2 separate regions of the Homo sapiens genome follow, and region 2 is linked to region 1. The links are chromatin contacts, found by Hi-C or POLR2A ChIA-PET in ENCODE. All regions are on one chromosome and are shown on one strand. The core of a region is the stretch at or near the end of the contact, and the rest is flanking DNA. Distances in the headings are between cores, read along the strand shown. Region 1 has its middle 200 kb from the start of MIR3125. Region 2 overlaps LOC100506474 (a long non-coding RNA gene).

What was found. Hi-C counts contacts between places; a loop is a spot of excess contacts on that map. ChIA-PET counts read pairs that join two places held with the same protein, here RNA polymerase II (POLR2A). Pooled maps may share reads with other maps.
Region 2: a loop to region 1 is called in a pooled map, with 2.2 times the contacts of the local background. The contact joins two enhancer-like sites. A Hi-C loop is called at or near these places in 1 of 168 maps with a recorded cell type or tissue (endothelial cell of umbilical vein) and 3 of 50 pooled maps. POLR2A ChIA-PET finds 5 or more read pairs at or near these places in 1 of 52 experiments (Caco-2).

What each region holds. Positions count from the first base shown.
Region 1 is chr2:12,930,131-12,935,436 of GRCh38, forward strand. No RefSeq gene overlaps it. Among named protein-coding and RNA genes, the nearest start is that of MIR3125, 200 kb to the left of the region's middle. Within about 2 kb of position 2,226, at least 2 of the 41 ENCODE cell types and tissues checked have a DNase peak (open chromatin) inside an H3K27ac peak, as active enhancers do.
Region 2 is chr2:12,962,876-12,968,181 of GRCh38, forward strand. It overlaps LOC100506474 (a long non-coding RNA gene), which reads right to left. Exons shown (of 6, transcript NR_038434.1): 6 at 3,907-5,158. Among named protein-coding and RNA genes, the nearest start is that of MIR3125, 230 kb to the left of the region's middle. Within about 2 kb of position 2,721, at least 3 of the 41 ENCODE cell types and tissues checked have a DNase peak (open chromatin) inside an H3K27ac peak, as active enhancers do.

The DNA of each region.
Region 1 (5,306 bases), core at 976-3,475:
GTCAAGTGAAATGAGTCTGCATTTTAAACAAAATAATGTGCTTCTTTCTAAAACAAGATTTTTTAATCTATAAAATATAGCTCATAAAACCCTTTTCACACATAATCTATGCTAAGTAATATCTTTTTCTTTATTGTCTATTTCATTCCTCCCTCCTGGTGGGCACACCATGAGAGAGTTCCTTGAACGGGTGTGTCAACTGTTTCCCAGTGGCAATAGGGCCGTTCTGCCTGTTACTGCAAAAAATGAGGTAGAGTTCCCATATCTTGGAGGATATATCTCTTCATGGGAAGAGAAAAATCCTAGCTCTGCATTCCAGCTCATGGGCTGTGTGCACCAGCTATTTTGGGGAAGGGGAAAGCCAGTCTCACAACACTTTCCCCAGAGAAAAGATGCCAATCTCAACATTAACCATTAGGAAACATCATTAAAGCAGATGAGAAATGGGCTGCGGACATTTTTATGAGCCCAAAATACTCTACTTGGAGGTTTTATGGAGACCACAGGAAGCCAGAGAGACAATGACATCCATACCCTTTTTTTAGAGTCTGCTGAGCTGAGGAACAATCTCTGTGCTCCATAGAGTGTGTTTTTGCAAGTGTAAATTACCATTGGGGGCCATGTCAAAGTAAGCCTTTTTCAGAGACTTGTGCACCTGTTGGAGATAGAATGCTCTAGGCCAAGTAGTTGTGGGCTTACTGTCCATATCCATCCAGAGTTGCAAAGAAAATACTTCCTTTTGATTCCAGGACAGTCTTGGAATTAGTCTTTAGAGAAGGCTATTCTGCTTAAATCTGCATGGTTGCAACATTGCACCAGTAATCTCTATATATTGGTTTTCTTATTTTTTCATATGACAAAATGAAGCTCAGAAAAGTTGAGAAACTTGCACACACACACAACTAGTAAGTAAAGGAATCAGAATTTGACTCTGCATGTTCTTCCTTATGGCACCACCTCCTTATCCAAGCCCAAAATGTAGATTTAAGGCAGGGACAGGAAAGAGGGTGTGCATACAGAAGTGGCCCCAAATGAGGTCTCTTGGGTCTTTATTTAGGGCAAGCTCAGCAGAGATATTTTTTTCTCTGTACATCAGGAATTGTGTTTTTAAGGCATTAAACCACACAGTGAAAATAGGAGAGAGGTGAGCAAAGTCCTGGCAGGTTGCTCTCTGCCTTCAGTAATGCAGTTGTGTGTTTTCCCGGGAGCCCTAGAAGAGGGATGGGGAAGATGGTCCAGAATAGTCCTGAATTGTAGAGCTTTCCTATTTATACTGACATCTCGTGGTAGTGCTGTGTGACTGCAATCTGCATTGTCTTGGGAGCCAAGCATTCAACTTTACCAATATTCATTTTACTCATTCGTGAATTAATTGAACCAGAAGTTGTTACTAAGCACTTGGTATTTGCCAGGCACTGTGCTAGACACTAGAGAATACTATGACATGCTCACAGAAAGATCCTGGGAAAGACCAAATTGGAAACTCTTAAAGGAGCTCAATGCTTATCAAAGCGTTAAGAACAACAACTAGTGAATGTAGGTGGCAGAGTTGGCCAGGTACTTAGTAATGGTGGTACTATGTCCTCTGCATTTATCATCCCATTGAATCTTCATAATGATCCTCACTGGTGAGTATTCTCATTCAGATTTCAGATGGAAGGAAACTAAAACTATAAGAGGTTATTTAAAACACCCTAGTTTAAAAACCTCCTAAGCAGTGAAGTTAGGATTTGAACTCTGATTTTTGAGATCTCACAGCCAGAACTATACTTCTCTGTGAACAAACAGCAAGAAGAGATTAATTCCAATGGTCAAGTGTCATTTGAAAAGGGCTTAAGTTTATTTGCACGAGATTTAGCCCATGACAATCATGGGTATCAGACTTCCCAGATGTCTACTAGTTAAATGAAACTAGGTCTGTTCAATTTAATTTAATTTAGCAACCAAAACCCTACTGCTAACATCTTTGTGCATATGTTTCAGTTGGTCTTCTTCTATAAACTCGTAAATACATGAATATATAAACAAAAAAGGGAATCATACTGTATATGCTGTTTGTAACTTTCTTATTTTGTCTAATTTATTAGCTTCCTATTGCTAAACACCAACTTATCACAAATTTAGCTGAAAACAACTCCCATTTATCTCATAGTTCTGCAGGTCAGATTTCCAGGCAGGCTCGATTGGATTCTCTGCTTAGGATCTCACAAGGACAAAGTCAAGATAATGTGCCCAGCTGGGCTCTTATCTGGAGGCCCTGGGGAAGAATCTGCTTCCAAGCTCATTCTGGTCTTGGGCAGACTTGAGTTTTTTGTCACTGCAAAACTGAGGACCTTTTTTATTCTTGCTGGGTGCTGGCCACGGACCAATTTTGCTCCTAGAGGCTCCTCTCAGGTCCTTGACAATGACCCTCTATCTCAGCAATGGACAGCCGCCTCCAGGTCAAATCTCTCCCCACTTCTAATCTCTCGAAACTTCTCTTCTACTATTATCTGGGAAAATTCCTATTTTCAAAGGGCTCTTACCATTAGGTTAGGTCTACCAAGATGACCTCCCCTATCTTAAGATCAACTGATAAGTAACCATAATGACATCTGCAAAATCCCTTTTGCTGTGTAATGTAGTATATCCTGGGAATGCCACTGGGGCAAAAGTCAAGGGGCATTTTAGAATTCTGGCTACCACGTTTAACAAACATGTTTTCAAAATGTATTTATTGACAGCGTACTTTGTGCTTGAGTCTAGGCTCTAGAGCTATGATAGTGAACAGAATACATAAAAACTGCATTCATGTAGCTGACATCTAGTGTCCTGGAAGGAGATTTTCTATATTGAGGAATATGCCTATATAACTTTTCATTTTTATAGATATGTAATTCCACTGTATAAATATACCATAATTTAAATAAGTACTTCCAGCTATTGAATAATTTAGATTCTTTTCAATTTTTGCATTTGTAAACAACATGGCAATAGAATTCTTTTGCACTATTTGCAGATAGATGCCTGGAAATGGAATTTATGGGTCAAAGTGTATTATTTTGACACATGATATTAAACTGTTTCCTGGAAAGTCTTGACAATCCAGCATTCCTGCCACCATTTTTTTTTGTCTTTGCAAATATTTTCAGTGAGATTGAATTTTTTACCTCTATATTATGTACATATATAAGTATATAGTATATTTATAATCCTTTTTATGCCTTTCCTAGTCACATTTTTTGATGATTTTTTTTCACTAGGATTTGTTTTACTTTTTTGTATCATTTTACTACAGTTATTTAAAGTATTAACTTTGCTGTTACGTATTACTACAGATTTTATGCCAGTTCATTGTCTTTCAATTACATTTATGGCATCTTTTGATATAACATTTTTGTAATCCAATTTATTCATATTTTCTTTTAATAGTTGGTAAATAACTGGATTCATAGTTGGTAAAGCTTTTTCATTCCTTTATATAAGAATGCAGATGTATATTTATATACACATGTATATTTTAAAATTTTATTTTAGTATAGGAATATTTAACTTGGTAATAAATTAGGGACTACACATTATTTTTCAGAAGTGTAACCAGATGTTCTGACATTACTTCATGAATAAACCAAACGTCTCAACATGCCCTCAATGTTTATAAATACTTTTTTCTCTTTCTTAACTTTCTATATATTTTCACTGCTTGGGTTCCCTTGCATGATCCCACAGGAGTTTTATTGTTACAACTTTAGGATGTTTTAATATGATAATCCCAGTCTTTTTTCATTACTCTTCTTAAAAATATCCTGGTCAATCTCACACTTTATCCTTCCAAATATGCCATAAAAATAATTTTAATTCAAATCCAGACTTGTTAGTGTTCAATCTGAACATGAGAACAATATGGAAAGGCAATATCAGCTTTGGAAGCCTATGAATTAACTTCATATGTCCCTAAGTCCTTCTCCTAGCCCGTCCATGCTCCAGTTCATGATTACCTGAGAGTCTCTGTGATACCTCACTCTCTCCTTTGCTTCCTAATCGACCTACTCCAATCACTCACCTACACAAGCTTAATGACACCCACCGTTCTTAAATATGTCAATTGTCTTCTTCCAGACCACTACTGGCTTACTCCTGAGTGTCATCTTCTTTTTGTGTCATCTGTTTAGTGACCTGCATATCAGCTTGCTGGCTTCAGGCATGTCCAAGTCATTCTCCACAGGCACGGTCACAATGGCTGTCTAAAGGCTCACTGGTCATGCCTCTGCCATGCATTTGACCTCTTTCCAACTGTCCTTATCACTGATGACAGGAAGTAGAAGCTCTTTAATCTAAACACTCTTCACATTTTGGTCCTTACCTATCTTTCCAAATTCACGTCCCTTCAGACTCTGTTTTACAGTTTAATTCCATCTGCCTATACCTCTGTTCCCATACAGGCTATTTCGCAACTCACCTTCACATATTTCTAGATGGTTTCCCTTCACTGATACATTCTTCCTCATTGCTCTGGTTTCCCCTGCTCAGGCGCTAACACCTGCATCTCCTTAAAGACTGCTGACTTTGTCTCCTTTGAGAAGTATTCTGTGATATTCTCCAGTTCCTCATGTCCAGCCCCAATTTCCCAAACTTATGATGAGCAAGTTAATGATTTTTCTCTGTATTCTTACATTGGGATCACCACAGCTCCATAGAATTCATGATTTCTTATTTAGGTGCTTGTTTTTGATAAAGACAACTTACATGACATCTCAAGTTATATCTCCGTGATGTAGAAGTTTATAGCTCCTATCAGTTATGGAAGAACCTAATAAACCTATTTATACATTTTACTAGTACAATCTACTCTTTAACTCTTTACCAGCAATTTAAGTTTCTGTAACACTCCCACCAAAATTTGTCATCTTTATCCACCCTTTCCTCCAGTCTGACCTCTTCTAATTTTTCACCCTCTCTTGTGATCATGACCCTTGAAAACAATTTGATCTCCGCTTTAGAGGATAAATGATCCTTTGTTTTAGAATATTTGTCTTATTGTTTAAGCAGGGATAACATGGATTTTGTAAAGCCTTCCTCTCTTATTGCTAATTTTAGAATCTCAAAACTAAAAGGAGCAGGGAGTTTTATTTTTCCAGGCTAGAGAATGTCTTTGTTACCAAGTTCACATGTATTAATACCTCCTGAAATCCAGTGACTGCAGTTCCTGGGAGACAAGAAGGAACTTTCATTGAAAATGCTCTGCCTGGCTCTGTAGAACTCTCTGAAATGAGCTTCACTTGTTATCCAGGCCACACTAGGTTGCTATGGAAACCAACATGTTAGAT
Region 2 (5,306 bases), core at 1,471-3,970, 33 kb after region 1:
CTAGCTGAAGATTTAACAATGGTGGGACTTTTCACTTTTCTTTCTCTTGGACTATTAGCTATTAACCCAGACCAAGCCTTCAAGAAGATTTTAAGAGGCTTCCTGGGAATCTGAGCAACTCAACAGAAAAGAGCTAAAGTTTTTGACAATGGAGGATCCCCACAAAATGACCCAGTCAGATTATAATTTCAATCAGATTTCCTCATCTGAACCATGGTCTCCAGAAAATGAGTTTGGTGACCATTTTCTAAATTTCCCCATGGCGCGTTAGTGTATTATCAGTAATAATATTATTAGTGTATTGCTCATACAGTATATTCTAGTTTCATAGAAGAGAAATTAATTCATTATGTAGATAGACTCCTGAGGGAATTAGGAATTAATTTTCATAGAACATCTAGTTGAGAAGGCAGAGCAAGACCATGGTCAGACCAAACACCACACAACTTCCGTTCTGTTTTTTGGTGCCCTGATTTTAAACAGCAATCACCAGGAATCACCAGTCCTGAGAAATGCATTCAATATGAAATGAAGACAAAACCAACTGGTAAAAACTTAGTAACTTAGAGAAAACTGAAACTATGACTCCTTTCAGGGCAAAGAAAACATTTAAAAAATGAAGTTATTATCACCAGAGAAAATTTGTTTAAATGCTGTATTCATGAAACAGTGGTAGGTTGTTCTTAAAAGAAACTTTTAGAGAATTAAATAAAGCTTTGGAAATTAAAAACAAGATGGCAGAAATAAAAAACTTAAAAAAAGATTAATAAGAAGAAGCAGCTAAGTAATTAGAACAAAAAGTCAAAGTAGAAAATAGGAGGTGAGGATTAGAAAAGTACAGGAGGAATAGAGATTTCTCAACATCTGAATAACAGGAGCTTCAGAAAGAGAGACTGGAAAAACAGAGGCAAGGAAATCATCCGAGGAATAAATCAAGAGGTATTTTCAGAACTGAATAATAAGAATTTTCACAGGGCCCACCATGCACCCAGAAAAACAGATGAAAATACAGCCATAGGCTTTCCACAATATACATCATCTGAGATTTCAGGATTGATGGCAGAGAAGATAGGATAAGCTTCCATGCAGAAAAAAGTGGACTTCCAAAATTGGTACAAAAATCAAAATGTCATTGCTTCCTCATCAATAACATTGGAAGTTAAAATAAAGTGAAAAATGTATTTGACATTTTCAGAAGTTGATTTTCACCCTTGAATTTGATATTCAGGCAAATTATCAATTAAGTATGAGTATAGAGTAAAGACACTATCAGAAATCTAATTTCTGAACAATGTTACTCGTCACATCTCAGGAAGCTATCAGAGTATGGCCCTAAACCAAAATACCAGAATTGAAAATTTAAGAGTAGAAATATTAACATATTTTGAGGCTATAAAAGAAGCTATAAAAATAATATATTAAGAGTTAAAACTGAGTATCTCTGAGAACTAAAAATAATTGTTTTCAACGTTCTTTATTGAACTGTTCTACAATTTCAATTATATGCAAGTATAATTTTAATAAAAATAAAACTAATTTTACAAGTGGGTACGATAATGTAATTAAGATACCTTGCACATATTACTATATCTATAACTTCTACATTTTACCCAATTGTCCAAGTATTAATTAGGTGGAACCTTGAACAAGTCATTGTCCTTGCTAGGTTTGAGTTTACTAACTCAAGAAAAAAGTATTGACCTACATTACAATCCTTTTAAAAACCCCAGGAATTTATTAATCTACTTAATATTTACTAAGACTTCAGTGGAAAGTTATATGGATACTGTCTTTAAATATTGTTAAATTTTTACCCCCGATTTTAACTCTTTATCATAAGACTGATAATTTGGCAAGCAAATATAGCAAGCAGAATCTAAAATATATTTTCAACTTGTTATTTGATCAAGTGGAGTATTGAGAAAAATGTAACTTTCACATCTTCTCGCAATCTATAAAAGGTCAACATTACTACCTTTTCTTTCTCTTAGTAGTAGGAAGTACCCCAACTTTGTAGAAAGGGTATGGCCAAGGCTATCAACACAAAAGCATTCTCTCAAAATTTAGAAACTGAATACCATTTAAGAAGCTTGGCAATTTCACATCCATAAATCTGTTTCACAGTGCCTGGTCCACAGTGGACTTTCAGTGAATGCTAGTTTATAGAATCATAAAACCATGGCATGTAGTTTGGAGACATTTAGAAAGAAAGAAACTTCCGGAGAGCCATGGCTTCCATACTCTACTACCCAACTGAAAAAATGCTATTCCTAAAAAAGCATGTGCCTCTGCTTTAGTGTCCTTTGCCTATGGCCCCTCCCTCTCCCTCCCAGCCCTTCACTTCTCTGAACTGGTTCTTTGTCCTTGCAAGCAAATCAAAGGGAAATTGAAATTGATCTCAGGGATGATGGCTGGCTAGAGTTAGAAACAGGAGATCCTGTGAGTTCGGATAGTTTCTATGACCCCTCCTTCCCATCCACCGCGCCCCCCACCCCGCACACCCCACACCCAATTCAATTAATTTCAAGTTGAAACAGATTTATTTATACTTATATTTTCCAGAATATTCTTCTGAAATTTTCTTGATTTAGGCTAATTTCTAAGTGCTTTCCTCCTTTTTATTTTAAAAGAAACTTGAGACCCTGGTCTCTATTAAAAAGGAAGAAAGCATCATTGATGTCCATCTTCCCTCCAGCTACCCTGAATTTGAGCAGACTGCATGACTCATCTTTCCTAGAAATACAACAATGAGATCATCATGTCTGTTTCCTTCCTACTCTGAGTACAGTTGAATTGGTTTCCTCTGTGTTCAGAGATAATTTTTTTTTCTGAAAAGCCCTTTGCTTGTTAATACACAAGAGTTTAATTATATATTTAGAACACAGCATGGAAGAAAATGAGCAGTGATTAATACATTCTGTTTTTTCTTCAGGCAGCTCAATCTCTACTTCCAAAACTAAAATTGTATAAATCATAGAAGGAGATACATCTGCATTTTATTTTAACACCTCCTGTGATAAAGAACTCACCACTTCCACAGGAAGTTAATTCTGCTTTTAACAATTTCTTTAGATAATTTTTGCTTGCAGGGACCTAAAATCTGATGGCTTCTGACTTCAGCTTTTTTAGCTCTATCCCTGAAATTTACAGCCAAGGAGAATATTTCTGGCCCTTTTCCAGGTGATATATCTTCAGATATTTGCAGACAATTATCATATCACATGATCTGACCTACATGAAGTGTAAATTTCTTAGAACATGGTCTGCTTCACTTTAGATATTTAGTTGTACTGCCAGATTAACAATCTTGCCTGAATTAACAAACAAATTCAAATAACTGATCTACATTTCTGTAAATGACTATTTCATCAAATTGAAAATTTACTACTGCAGTAAAGCCAAATATCTGGACAAATAAGTTTTGCCTGAATTGCATGGAGAGTTTGGGATTGTTGTTATATAAACAGTATCTAGACCATATATGTTACAAAACTATAAGCAATTCTATATTTTTATTGTTTTTACCTTTCTTCATAAAAAGTATTGTCTAAATCAAGTTATTGCATCAATCCATATACAATTCAAATATGAAATTCTCATTCATTGATTTTTATATTATTTGTACACAAACAGAATGTAACAAAATGTATGATACTTATTTCTGTATTTCCAAGATATTAGTATTCAAATATCGTTCTACCAGTACATTCTCAGATTCTCTTTGAAATTGAAGTTGAATAGAATGCCAGATTTATCTCAGGTGCAAAAATATGGTTGTCAAATAAACAAACAAAAAGAACTAACACAAAACAGAGAATTAAGAAAATATCTCAGTAGCCCAAATAGCATTCCAGTTATAGACATCCATACATGAGAAAGCATAAAATGAAATGGAGTTATTAGATATTCAATCTGGAAAGAACTTTATTATTTCTCATAAAAGCTTAGGGGCAACATTAAGTACATTTTCAAAAAAATCTTGAGAGCACAGACTCATAATTTTGAAGCTCAAATAAGACTTCAGAGGTATATAAAGAGCACTGGACTAAGAGTCAAGATACCTTGGCTCAAGGTACAACTTTGCTATTTATTAGCTGGTCCTTGACATGACCAGGTTAGCAAGGTAGAAAGATTACAAAGGTTGGCATGAAGAAGGTAGGCTTGTATGAGTGATGGTGGATGATAACAAATCTGGGGAAATGAAATGAACTACAGACAGGACACATGCGATGTGCTTCAGAGTATGCAGCTTTTCCAATCAAGGAAAGCTTCGTGCAGGAGGCCAAACAGAACCTGAACGCTGCAGTATGACCTCAGGGACTCACATCACTTTCTGAAATATCTAACAAAAATCGCATTTCTGCTGTTGCACTCTGAATTCCTAGAACTTGTGCGTGAACCATTTCACTGCATTCATTTTCCCCATGTTATTCTTTAACCAGCCTTCTTTCTTGATCACATTCCTAGATCTGAGATGTTTTCCTTTCAGTCTTTTCGGCATAAGACCTAATTACATAGCTAGTTGTCCAGTAATGTCTGGGAAGAGAAAAACCTTAAGTTTGTCATCTCTCAGTAGGACACCCCGGCTAAAGCCTTCTGGACACAGCAAGGATATTGTCTTCTCTCTCTTATAATCCTGTTGTATCTTCCACACATAGCATAATCAGCTATAAAGTTTTCCAATTCTTCAAAATAATTACTACCACATTTCTCAGAGATTTTCCAAGATTTCCTCAAAATTGGGAAAGTATTGATTCAGCTCAGTATTGATTCAGTCTAGTATTGATTCAGCTTCACTTATCACTTTCAGTGGATGGGTGGTCTTCACATGTACTGGACAGGTCCTCACTTAAATAAGATTTAGCAGCTACAAATCCAGTTACTGCATCAATCCACGTACGATTTATCTGTAGGTGAGCTCACAGTCCAAATGTGGACTGCCAGAAGTTGGGCAAAATGGAACTTGGTTCATTCTGCAGAGTGGACCACTGGGAATTGTACTGAGAATTACCAGAGCTGCATATCCTCTATTCACTCCTCCAGCTACAGTCTCTGCTTTCCATTGTGGCCCAGGAGACAAACTTACATTCTACATTATCAGCTTCTTTGATCTCTTGGCTTAGAGTAGCTTCAGCCAATCAGAGAACCTAGAGGGACACTGAACAAGGGAAAAGAGAAGTCTGAGGGTTTATCCACACAACCCCTGTCCGCCTCAGGCCCATGGCTTGAAAGTAGCTACATCTCTGCCAACACTCAGATTCTGTGGGGCACCCTTCTCTCAGGGCTCCAGCACTCCAGGGTTCTGT